Regions from separate parts of the Homo sapiens genome. Here region 1 is linked to region 2. The links are chromatin contacts, found by Hi-C or POLR2A ChIA-PET in ENCODE. All regions are on one chromosome and are shown on one strand. The core of a region is the stretch at or near the end of the contact, and the rest is flanking DNA. Distances in the headings are between cores, read along the strand shown. Region 1 has its middle 100 kb from the start of LINC02404. Region 2 has its middle 64 kb from the start of BTG1-DT.

Region 1 (6,268 bases), core at 2,389-4,888, 230 kb before region 2:
TAGATAAAGAAGCTGTGGCACATCAGGTTAAAGCAACTTGTCCCAGGTCACACTGTTAGCAAAAGGTAAGCTGAGATGTAAGCCCAGACAATCTAATGTCAGAGCCTGAGCTCTGAACACTCTGCTTACTATGCTGCCTCTCTAAATAGGGGATAGAGTATTGCCCTTAGAAAGTTAAGCTATGAAATCAGCACAGAAATATGCAAAATCTCCCCAAGCAGGCAACATGACCATCTGGCCAGAGTAGACCTTCCCTGTAAACTCATTAGAGTTATTAATGTGATAATCTTAAAAGGGTAGTTGGTCAACCATGGAACACAGAAAAATGAGAGTCCCAGAGACAAAGACTAACAGTGCATGTGCAGTGCTAATCAGGGGAGAGAAGCATTTGGTTACCAGGCAAAAACATTAGGGCGGCTTCGCTGGTACCCCTGTAGTGGAGAAAAGAGCCTCTAGTTATTTTAGTTGAGGTGTATTTCTTTAGATCAATCAACTCTCTTTAATCTAATTTATGCTTACCAGGTAAATGCCTGATTAGTTTGCCTATAGGGAGGCTCTAGGCATTCAAGTATTTTGGTAACATACTAAAGTAGCATTCTCTGAATAAAGTATGGACTTTAATTAATGTTAATGTATCAGTATTGGTTCATTGATTGTAACAAATGTGCCACCCTAAAGTAAGATGTTAATAATAGGGGAAGCTGGGTGTGGAGTATGTGGGAATTCTCTGTACCATCTTTAATTTTTCTGTAAATCAGACTGTTGTAAAAAATAAAGGCCATTACATAATAATAATAAAGTAGGATTCTGCTTAAACACCAGTCTGTTTGTTTGTTTAGTGTGCTATTTCCCTGAACATTTACTCTACTTTCAGAAAACACAGCATCAGAAGTGGAGGGCCAACATATAACAGAACCCGCTAAAGTAAAGGCTATGTCATAAGGGCTATAACATTGTCAGCTGGTCAACCTTCCCTGGTGAAATGCCTTCACTTTCATAAGCTACCTTTGTAACTTTAATATGGCTCAAGATAGGGCCAAGGCAGGCAGGTGCAAGATCCTTGATGCTTCATCTTGCTGTTAAACTACAGCATTGTAAATTCTTAAGCAATTCATCCTAAAATTAGGAGTGATGAGGCTGAGCTTACATATGGGTACTTGTGACTTGAAAAGTTAGTTGTAGAACAAGATGAAAAATTGAAAACAGGGGAAACCTAGTCCCTACTAACTGGGTGGTATTGGACAAGTCATTTACTGCTCTGAGCCTAAATTTTTCATATAAAGAATTGTAGATTACTTACGCCACTCATCTATAGAGCCTTTATAAGGATCAAAATCCATACGAAATTCTTTTCTAAAGTGTATGTAACTACACAAACCTTAGTGTTGCTACCATAGATCTTGAGTATAGTGACAGCTCTCTTGTACGCAGTACTTACCACAAGCCGTGTGCTGTTCCAAGCATATTTTGTATATTAACTCATTTCATGCTCACAATAATCCTGTAGCAAATTCTGTGACGTGTCACTCCAAAACTGACCACAGGATCAAGACCCTTATTTCCCCAGCTATTTAATACAGTGTTGGCGAATGACCACTCAGAGCTGAGTTGCTCTCCAGAAGTTGCTTTCAGCCAAAGGAACTGCCTCATTCAAGGTTATGAGCCCTCACTGTGGGTAGTCCACTTCCAATGCCTAGTTGTTGCGGGTGAGAGAGGGCAAAGCCTCAGCTTCCTTGCCTTATTATGAGACCGCTCTCTAAAGGGCCATCCAGCTCCCCAGCTTCCATGGTGGGCTGAGGCCTCTGTTGCACCTGCATCTCTTCCCCATCCTGCTCCTCTCCCCCTGTTACAGCGCTATTCCTCAGAAGCTTCCCCAGTGAGCCATCTACACACAATGGTCTGTCCTCAGAGCCTGCTTTTGGGAGCATTGAACATAAGACGGGTGCTATGGAGTACTGTCATTTCCTTTTTAAAAAACGTTTATTTTAAGGCCAGGGGCGGTGGCTCATGCTTGTAATTGCAGCACTTTGGGAAGCCAAGGTGGGTGGATCACCTGAGGTCAGGAGTTCGAGACTAGCCTGGCCAACATGGTGAAACCCCATCTCTACTAAAAATATAAAAATTAGCCAGTTGTGGTGGCAGGCACCTGTAATCCCAGATACTTAGGAGGCTGAGGCAGGGAAATCACTTGAACCTGGGAGGCAGAGGTTGCAGTGAGCCGAGATTACACCACTGCACTCCAGCCTGGGCCACAGAATGAGACTCTGTCTCAAAACAACAACAAAAACAACAACAACAACAACTTTTCTTTTAGAATCAGGGGTACATGTGTCAGTTGTTAGAAAGGTATATTGCATGATGCTGAGGTTTGGAGTACAAATGAATCTCCATCACCCAGGTAGGGAGCATAGTGCCCAAAGAGTAGTTTTTCAACCCTTGGACCCCTCCTCTACTTCCCTTCTAGTAATCTCCATTGTCTATTGTTATTATCTTTATGTTCATGCGTATTCAGTTTTTAACTCTCACTTGTAAGTGAGAACATGTGATATTTGATTTTCTGTTTCTGTATTAGTTTTCTCATGATAATGGCCTCCAGCTGTATCCATGTTGCTGCAAAGGACATGATTTTGTTCTTTTTTATGGCTGCATAGTATTCCGTGGTGAATATGTAGCACATTTTCTTTATTCAATCCAGAGTTGATGGACTACTGGGTTGATTCCATGTCTTTGATATTGTGAATAGTGCTGCAATGAACATACAAGTGCATCTGTCTTTTTGGTAGAACAATTTATTTTCCTTTGTATTATCCTGATTGTCAAGAGGTATAGTAACTTACCTGAGTTCATGTGGCTAGTAAATAGCAGAGCCAAGATCTGAGAGCAGGCCATCTAGAAAATGTTTTTACTGTGACATTTGGCACAGGCATCTCTCTCAGTGAATAGACTGTGTCGGATGTGTTGTTTGATTAATGTCTGTGCTAGAAGCAGAACCCAAGGACATGGGTATTGGTTGCAGTCACAACTTCAATGGAAGAGAAAAGCTACTCTGGAAAAACAGTGAGATAAATTTAAATATGAATATTTGGGGGTTAATCCAGGATGGAGGAGATGAGAAGAGAGAGTGAAGGGAGATGTGGGGCAATTTAACTGAGGGAGTGCTGTGGGCTGTGTGATGTGTTTCTCCCTGTGACATGCCTTCCCGCAAATGTCTTCAGTAAAATCTGGCCGGGCGCGGTGGCTCACGCCTGTAATCCCAGCACTTTGGGAGGCCGAGGCGGGTGGATCATGAGGTCAGGAGATCGAGACCATCCTGGCTAACAAGGTGAAACCCCGTCTCTACTAAAAATACAAAAAATTAGCCGGGCGCGGTGGCAGGCGCCTGTAGTCCCAGCTACTCGGGAGGCTGAGGCAGGAGAATGGCGTGAACCCGGGAAGCGGAGCTTGCAGTGAGCCGAGATTGCGCCACTGCAGTCCGCAGTCCGGCCTGGGCGACAGAGCGAGACTCCGTCTCAAAAAAAAAAAAAAAAAAAATCTACCCAACGTGGGAAAAGTTAGACATTGTATTTATTTGTTAGGGCTGCCATAGCAAAGTACCACAAACTGAATGGCTTCAACAACAAAAATGTATTGCCACAGTTCTGGAGGTTAAAAGTTCAAGATCAAAGTGTTGGCAGGGTGGGGTCTTTCTGAGGGTGGTGAAGGAAGGATGTGTTTCATGCCTGTCTTTTAGCATCTGATGGCTTCCCTGCAATCTTTGATATTCCTTGCTGTATAAACACATCACTGATCTCTGCTTCATCTTCCCGTGGCGTTCTCCCTGTGTCTGTGTTCATATTTCCTCTTTGTATAAAGGCAACAGTCATACTGGTTTAGAGGCCCACATTAACCCAGTATGACCTCATCTTAACTATTTATATCTGCAACAACTCTATTTCCAAATAGGGTCACATTCTGAGATACTAGGGGTTAGGACCTCACCATATAAATTTTTGTGGCACATAATCTAATTCATAATCAATGTAGATTAGATTTCTTGTGCAAATGTGTGAAAGGATTGGGTTCTACATCTGAGTGAATGTGGTGACAAACAGAGACAACTTATCTACCATGAGATGAGGACAGTAAGATTATGAGTCCTGGGAGATAGGTAGAGGGGTCTACAGCTCTCTCAAGTTGAAAAATTGGAATTAGAGGCAAGCCTACATGTGTCTCAAGCAGTGACAGACTGCTATGATTTGAATGTTTGTCCCCTCCAAAACTCGTGTTGGAAACTTAATCCCCAATGCAACAGTGTTGGGAGGTAGGGCATAATGGAAGTTGTTTATGTCATGAGGGCTCTGCCCTAGTGAATAAATTCATTCTGCAATAAAAATGGCTTTCAGGAGTGGGTTCATCCGCTTCTGCTCTTCTGCCGTGCAAAGAACAGCATTCCTCCCCCATCCACACACACATACACACACGCACACACAGGCAGACGCACACACATATGTGCACACACACACGCACGCGCACACGCACACACACAGGATGCAGCATTCAAAGCGTCATCATGGTGGCTGGGTGTAGTGGCTCACGCCTGTAATCCCAGCACTTTGGGAGGCTGAGGCATGTGGATCACTTGAGCTCAGGAGTTCGAGACCAGCCTGGCCAACATGGTGAAACCCCGTCTCTACAAAAAAATAACAAATAGTAGCCAGACATGGTGGCATCTGTGTGTTGTCCCAGTTACTCAGGAGGCTGAGGCAGGAGAGTCACTTGAGCCTGGGAGGTGAAGACTGCAGTAAGCCCAGATCACACCACTGCACTCCAGCCTGGGTGACAGAGTGAGACCCTGTCTCAAAAAAAAAAAAAAAAAAAAAAAAAAAAAAAAATTACTATCATGGAAATGAAGACTGAACCCTTATCAGACATCCAACCTGCTGGCACCCTAATCATTTTAGACTTGCCAGCCTCCAGAAGTATGAGAAATAAATGTCTGTTCTTTATAAATTACCCAACCTCCAATATTCTTTTAAAATAGCACAAAACAAACTGAGATAAAGACCTAGCTAAAATCTGGATGATAATGGCTTAAAATGAAGTAAATTCAAGGGTCACTATCAATTGCCTCTCCAATATGAACTTAAGACCTTATAGAACCAACTCTATCCTTTTAACCTCCCCAAAAGATCATCTACTCTTGTAAATCTTCAGGTCCATTAAAAGGAATTACTTCTCCTATTTCTTTTACATGCTTTGATATGTCTAATACACAAGGAAATAGCTTACTGGAGATTGATTATTAGATTACTAGATTTCTGTAAGGGAGGTCATAGTACCTAGACCACTTGTGAAAATATACAATTTTTTATGATGCAGCACTGCTATGGCAAGACAAATACAGATAATTTTTCTTGATATCTGACTTAAAGAAAGGCTGAGAGTACAAGTAAAATAGTGCTATATAGTATAAAATTTTCTACTCAAATTACCTGAGCTAAATCCACCTCTGGCATTTACTAGCTGTGTGACTTTGAGCAATTTATTTGATGTTTCTGTGACTCGGTTCCCTTGTCTGTTAAATGGGGATAATAATAATAATAGACCCCATCTCAATGGGCTCTTATGAGAATTAAAGGACTTAAGGGAGTAAGACACTTAGAATGCTGGCTCTCATGTAGTAAGCTCTTGATCAATGGCAGCTATTATAGTATTGTCAAAATAGCAACTGTCTTTCACACGACCAAAATGTTTTGCCACTGGCGCAGTTATAAGATAGGCTCAAAATAAGCACAACTCTTAAAATTAAGTAGAACAGAGGAAATGTTCTGCTTGCAGACTTATTTTGACTGTTGGATGAAATTTAAATCACTGGTCAGGGGCCAGACAATATTCACCAAATACTTAGGCCATTTTACATATTTCAGATAAAAATTGCCCAAGCCCAGTCTCTATATCATCAGCCAAGGCAACTGCATACTTATAAATAAAACTTCTTGGCTCAAGCCTCTGATGATAATAATTTAATTATATGTTTAGTCCATTAACATCATCAAATAAAAATTCTGATTGCTTAAGAATATAAATTATATGAAAATCTGGCTCTCTGGAAACAAAACAAAACAAACAAACAAAAAAGAATATAAATACCAAGCCAACATGCAATTTCAGAGTAACCATTATCTTTTTCTCATTTTAAAAATGTTTTGATAGAATGATTTATTTTCTTTGGCTATAAACCAGTAATGGGATTGCTGGGTCAAATGGTAGCTCTGCTTTAAGCACTTTG
Region 2 (5,737 bases), core at 1,944-4,443:
TTACTCAACCCTTTGTTCATGGTATTATACAGTGGTGGATTCTCTGAATGTTTGCATTGGTCAAGATGATCCTAATGGACACTAAAGTTTGGAACCACCATTTGAATGAAGAAAGTGATGTCCAAAGAGGTCAATTAACTTATTCAAGGTCATCTAATTAGTGGAGGACTAAACCCCTCTCTCCAAAATTCATGTCTGTATGTTCTTCATGCAGTAATCCCCAGATCTGAAGAGTGGGCACCTATTGATTATCTAAATGTGAATCACCTGAGAAACTTGTTAAAATGCAGCTTCCAGGTCTCATCTCCAGAGATTCTGATTCAATGCCTCCGGTATAAGGCCTTGAGATTTGTATAGAAAAGGGAAACAACTCATAAAGCACTTTTTATCTACTTACCTCAGTACTTTTTAGAAGGTAAATATAAATTGTGATGTTATATCTTTGTTTTTAAGATAGCATGTATAATAAGCACTATCAATTTAATAAGTTATTTTTATATTTATTTGTTTGTTTGTTTATTTATTTATTTTGAGACATTGTCCCACTTTTTCACCCAGGCTAGAATGCAGTGGCACAATCATGGCTCACTGTAGCCTCAACCTCCAGGCTCAAGCAATCCTCCTGCCTCAGCCTCCAGAGTAGCTGCAACTACAGGCACCCTCCACCACACCTGGCTAATTTCTGTATTTTTTGTAGAGATGGGGTTTTGCCATGTTTTCCAGGCAGGTCTTCAACCCTGAGATCAAGCACTCCCAAAATGCTGGGATTTTTATAGGCATGAGCCACCACACCCAGCTTTATTTACTTTTTAACTTTTGTGGAAGGCAATCAACACAGTTACTATCAGAAGATGAGTTCATGCACCTAAAAGGAGGGACAGCAAAGGCATTAAATGCAGCTTTCAGGGAAGTCCTTTGTAAATGCCCTGGAGTAGAAGTCGCGTACTTTAATGTGCATAAAAATTACATTGAGACCTTGTTAAATGCAGATTCTGATTCAGCAAGTCTGGAATGAGTAAGAGTCTGCATTTCTAACAAGTTCCTAGGATCCTACTGTTCTGAGCATGACACTTTGAAAAGCAATGCTTAGGCGGGGCGTGGTGGCTCACGCCTGTAATCCTAGCACTCTGGGAGACAGAGGCAGGCAGATCACGAGGTCAGGAGATGGAGACCATCCTGGCTAACATGGCGAAACCCCGTCTCTACTAAAAATACAAAAAAATAGCCGGGCGTGGTGGCGGGCGCCTGTAGTCCCAGCTACTCGGAAGGCTGAGACAGGAGAATGGGGTGAACCCGGGAGGCGGAGCTTGCAGTGAGCCGAGACCGTGCCACTGCACTCCAGCCTGGGCGACAGAGCAAGACTCCGTCTCAAAAAAAAAAAAAAAAAAAAAAAAGAAAAGAAAAGAAAAGCAATGCTTAGTCAACAGCAGGCATCTTCAGACCTGCTGCCCATTTTTGTAAAGTTTTATTGGAACACCTAGTCGTGTCCGTTTGTTTACATGTTCTCTGTGGCAAAGTTGAGTAGTTGCAACAAAGGCTATTTAGTCCACACATCTTAAATGTTTATTAACTGACCCTTTTGTAGAAAAAGTCTGAAGACCTCTGGTCTAGAGTGATTACTATCACAGAAATCTGCAATCAGAATGTGTTAAGTTTGCGTTTGGACTTTGCCACATTTGTCTTTGTGCCTTGTCAGTCAGCTTCTCTGAATCACAGTTTCCTGTCTGTGGGGAGAGGATAAGAATAGCACATGCTTTATAGAGCTGTTGAAGGATTAAGCAAAACAATACCAGTAAGGAGCTTAGCACACAAATATAAGTGTGCTTCAGATACTTGGGGACCGTGTATAAAGTTTATATCCCAGCCGGGTGCAGTGGTTTATGCCCATAATCTCAGCACTTTGGGAGGTTGAGGTGGGAGGATTACTTGAGCCCAGGAGTTCGAGGTCAGCCTGGGCAACAAGATTCTGTCTCTACAAAATATAAAAAATTAACTGGGTGTCGTTGTGTGCACCTGTAGTCCCAGCTACTCGAGAGGCTGAGGTTGGGGGATCGCTTGTGCCTGGGAGTTTAAGGGTGCAGTGGGCCATGATCGCACCACTCACTATGGCATGGGCATGGGTGACAGCAAGACACTGTCTCAATAAATAAGTAAATAATACAAAATGCAATAAAAGCTGCCTAGAATGCATTTTTTTTTAAAGTCTGCATTCCTAGGCTTCACTTGTGAAGATTCAATTCAGGAGGTCTGGGGTGGGGCCTGAGAATCTGTTTTTGAAACATGTTTTCCAGAAGTTTTTTTTTTGTTTTGTTTTTTTGAGACAGGGTCTCACTGTGTCACCCAGGCTCAAGTGCAGTGAAGTGATCTTGGCTCACTGCAACCTCTGCCTCCTGGGCTCAAGCGATCCTCCCACCTCAGCCTCCTGAGTAGCTGGGTCTACAGGTAGGAGCCACCATGCCTGGCTAATTTTTGTACTTTTTGTAGAGATGGGATTTTGCCATGTTAGCCAGGCTAGTCTTGAACTCCTGGCCTCAAGTGATCCACCCACCTTGGCCTCCCAAAGTGCTGGGATTACAGGTGTGAGCCACTGCACCCGGCCAGAAACATGCTTCCCAGAGGATTCAGATGCAAGTGATCCACAGGGCCAAGTATTGAGGGAAATGTTTAGCAACTTCTCTTGTTCACTTCATGTTCACGCCCCCATCCCATTCTGCTTCCTTCCTTCCACCCTCTCTTCACTATCTGTATCATCCTCAGGAAGGGCTGCTGGGCCTTGCTGCTCTGCATTTCTCTGGCTCCAGGTGCTCCACTCAACCAGCCCTATGCCTAAATTTGTTCTCCAGCTTGTCCGCAGGACTCCAGTTTTAGACTTTGATCCTAAATTAACAATACCTCTGAGTGGACATATTACTTACTTCATGCTCAGAACTGCTTTTGAATGATTAGGTTTTCTCTCCTTTGCAGATCTGTTATTGCCCTCCCTTGATCCCATTTTAAAACAGTGTTCTGCAAGTCAACCTGGCTATGGCCTAAACTCATATTTCGGATGGAGTCCGACCATCATTTAGATGGTAGAAACTAGAATAGACCACTGAGTGTGGGTAAATGGTTTTTACTGCTATTGTCAGAGGATAGTTGATGGAGCAACTGATATCTGGTGCACAGGTGCTCTGAGAAGGTTATTATGGTTTCTGAACATGTGGCTCTTTCCTTTGAAAGTACTGTGCCCTAGAAATAGTAAGTTCAAAGTTTTTTGAAAACCAGTGTGATTCATATCCCGCCTCACAATATATAGTCACTAATATAACAGACGACTTTGCAAAAGATTTCTCAACTGCCTACTTACTCCCCCATGTGCCTACACACACATATACAACAGCAACAAACCCTTACTAATTTGAGTGAATTTTATTTCTGAAGAAAGAAAGCTATAAATGAGCCTGAGCAACATAGCAAGACTCTATCTCTGCAAAAAATACAAAAATGAGCTCTCCGTAGTGGTGTGCACCTATAGTCCCAGCTACTCAGAAGGCTGAGGCAGGGGGATCACTTGAGCCCAGGAGTTCATGGGTGCAGGGTGCAGTGAGCTATGATTGTATCACTGTACTCCAGCCTAGGTGACAAAGCAAGATCCTGCCTCAAAGAAATAAAAAAAATAAAGCTACAAAATAAATATTGAAAGCCTGAATATCACCAGTTTAAACCCCAGGATTTCTTAAGAATATTTTTTTGACCTGTCAAGAATTCAGTGGTGTCTAGTAATTTTCATTTTGTACCAGTAATTAGCTTAGTAGTTAACAAAACCAGACTCTGAATCTTTTCGAGTAGCCTCAAATTGCCCTTTGACACCTCAATTACTGGAGGAATAAAAGGTGTCATTTCTGAAGACGTGAAGAGTATTAGAGTTCATTTCTGATCTAATTAAAAGTCACATTTTAATATCTTTTTTACAGTTCAAAATTTCTAGTCTAGCGCTACCTATGACCCTTGATTAACACTATTCTCAGAGTGTGATTTTTTCCTCAATATAAGCAAGAAATATCTAGCTTGATGAGAGTCTAAGATATTTTGCAAATGCTTTTAGTTTTTTTTCTATGTAAGGTAAAGGAAAAAGAAGAGTCATATTTATCTAATTTTCTTTCTTTTTTGGTAGAGACAGGGTCTTGCCATGTTGCCCAGGCTGATCTGGAACTCCTGAACCCAAGTGATCTGCTTGCCTCGGCCTCCCAAAGTGCTGGGAGTACAGGCGTGAGCCACTGCATCTGGTCCAATATTTGGCTTATTTTATATCTAGTCCTACATACTGACATTTCTTTAGTTTAAGAAATTGAAGCCCTGACTATACATACAAACTATTTTGATTGAAATTCACTTAAGCCGAAATAGTTGCATTTGGTTGATTTTTATATTTTATTATTCCTTTTTGGCACAAAATGTAGTTGTTCAACTTTTTTATTTTTTTCACTTCTTAGCAGCATGTTGAATTTTAAGATACTCTCTTCCTTCGTTGCCTGTTTGTGCCCATTTTCTCACCTCATTCTATAGTTAGGGCATATTAATATATAGAAGCAGAGTTGTAACCATGAAAAGCTGAACGAATGGAGAGAGTTATGTCAAGCATGATAAGAACATGAAGAAGAAACTAGTCTTGTGCTATGGTTTTGATATTTGTCCTCTCTAAACCTCATGTTGAAATTTGATCACCAATGTTGGAGGTGGGGCCTAATGTAAGGTGTTTTGGTTATGCAGGTGGGTGCCCCACAAACAGATTAATGCTCTCCCTTCAGGAATGAGTGAGTTCTCACTCGATCAGTTTTCAAGAGAGCCAGATGTCTCAAAAGAGCCTGGGACCTTCCCCTGCTCCCCCTTACTTCCATTCTTACCATATGATCTCTGCACACACCAGCTCCCCTTCACTTCCCACCATGAGTGGAAGCAGCCTGAGGTCTTTACCAGATGCAGATGTTGGCACCATGCTTCTTGTATGGTCTGCAGGACCATAAGCCAATAAACCTCTTTTACTTATAAATTTCCCTGCGTCAGGTATTCTTTTATAGCAACACAAAACAAAGACATTTGTATTTGTGCATCATTTTTGGGAAGAATCATGAAAACCCAAATATGAATAAAATAGAAAAAAAAATCAACATTCTTTCTAATCTAAGAGAAAAGCTCGGTATCATAGCAATGATGCCATTTATTGATTACTTTTTGCCAGGCTATGTGCCAAACGATTCATTCATTTTTTTTATTCATTAAAAAAAAAAAAATTCATTGGCCAGGCACAATGGCTCACGCCTGTATCCCAGCACTTTGGGAGGCTGAGGCGGGAGGATCACTTGAGGCCAGAAGTTCAAGACCAGCCTGGGTGAAATAGCAAGATCCTCATCACTACAACAACAACAAAAAAATTAAATTAGCTGGGTGTGGTGGCATGTGCTTGTAGTCCTAGCTACTTGGGAGGCTGAGGTGGGATGATCACTTGGGCCTAGGGGTTTCATGTTACAATGAGCTATGATCACATCACTGCATTCAACATGGGTAACAGAGTGAAAGCCTGTCACTAAAAATAATTATTGAGCTCCTACTTCTTGCACTGTTTTTAGTCCCACACAGCTGAGGATAAAACATTTTTTATTCTTTTCTTAATTTATTTTTTATTTTTTATTCTCAGATGGTGTCTCACTCTTGTTGCTCAGGCTGGAGTGCAGTGGCACGGTCTCAGCTCACTGCAACC

The links. A loop is a pair of places that touch in the nucleus more often than their neighbours do. ChIA-PET counts read pairs that join two places held with the same protein, here RNA polymerase II (POLR2A). Pooled maps may share reads with other maps.
Region 1: a loop to region 2 is called in a pooled map, with 4 times the contacts of the local background. The contact joins two enhancer-like sites. A Hi-C loop is called at or near these places in 4 of 50 pooled maps. POLR2A ChIA-PET finds 5 or more read pairs at or near these places in 4 of 52 experiments (CD8-positive, alpha-beta memory T cell, OCI-LY7, T-cell and 1 more).

Annotation. Positions count from the first base shown.
Region 1 is chr12:91,974,578-91,980,845 of GRCh38, forward strand. No RefSeq gene overlaps it. Among named protein-coding and RNA genes, the nearest start is that of LINC02404, 100 kb to the left of the region's middle. Within about 2 kb of position 3,639, at least 3 of the 41 ENCODE cell types and tissues checked have a DNase peak (open chromatin) inside an H3K27ac peak, as active enhancers do.
Region 2 is chr12:92,207,083-92,212,819 of GRCh38, forward strand. No RefSeq gene overlaps it. Among named protein-coding and RNA genes, the nearest start is that of BTG1-DT, 64 kb to the left of the region's middle. RefSeq lists an enhancer at 1,962-2,051. Within about 2 kb of position 3,194, at least 3 of the 41 ENCODE cell types and tissues checked have a DNase peak (open chromatin) inside an H3K27ac peak, as active enhancers do.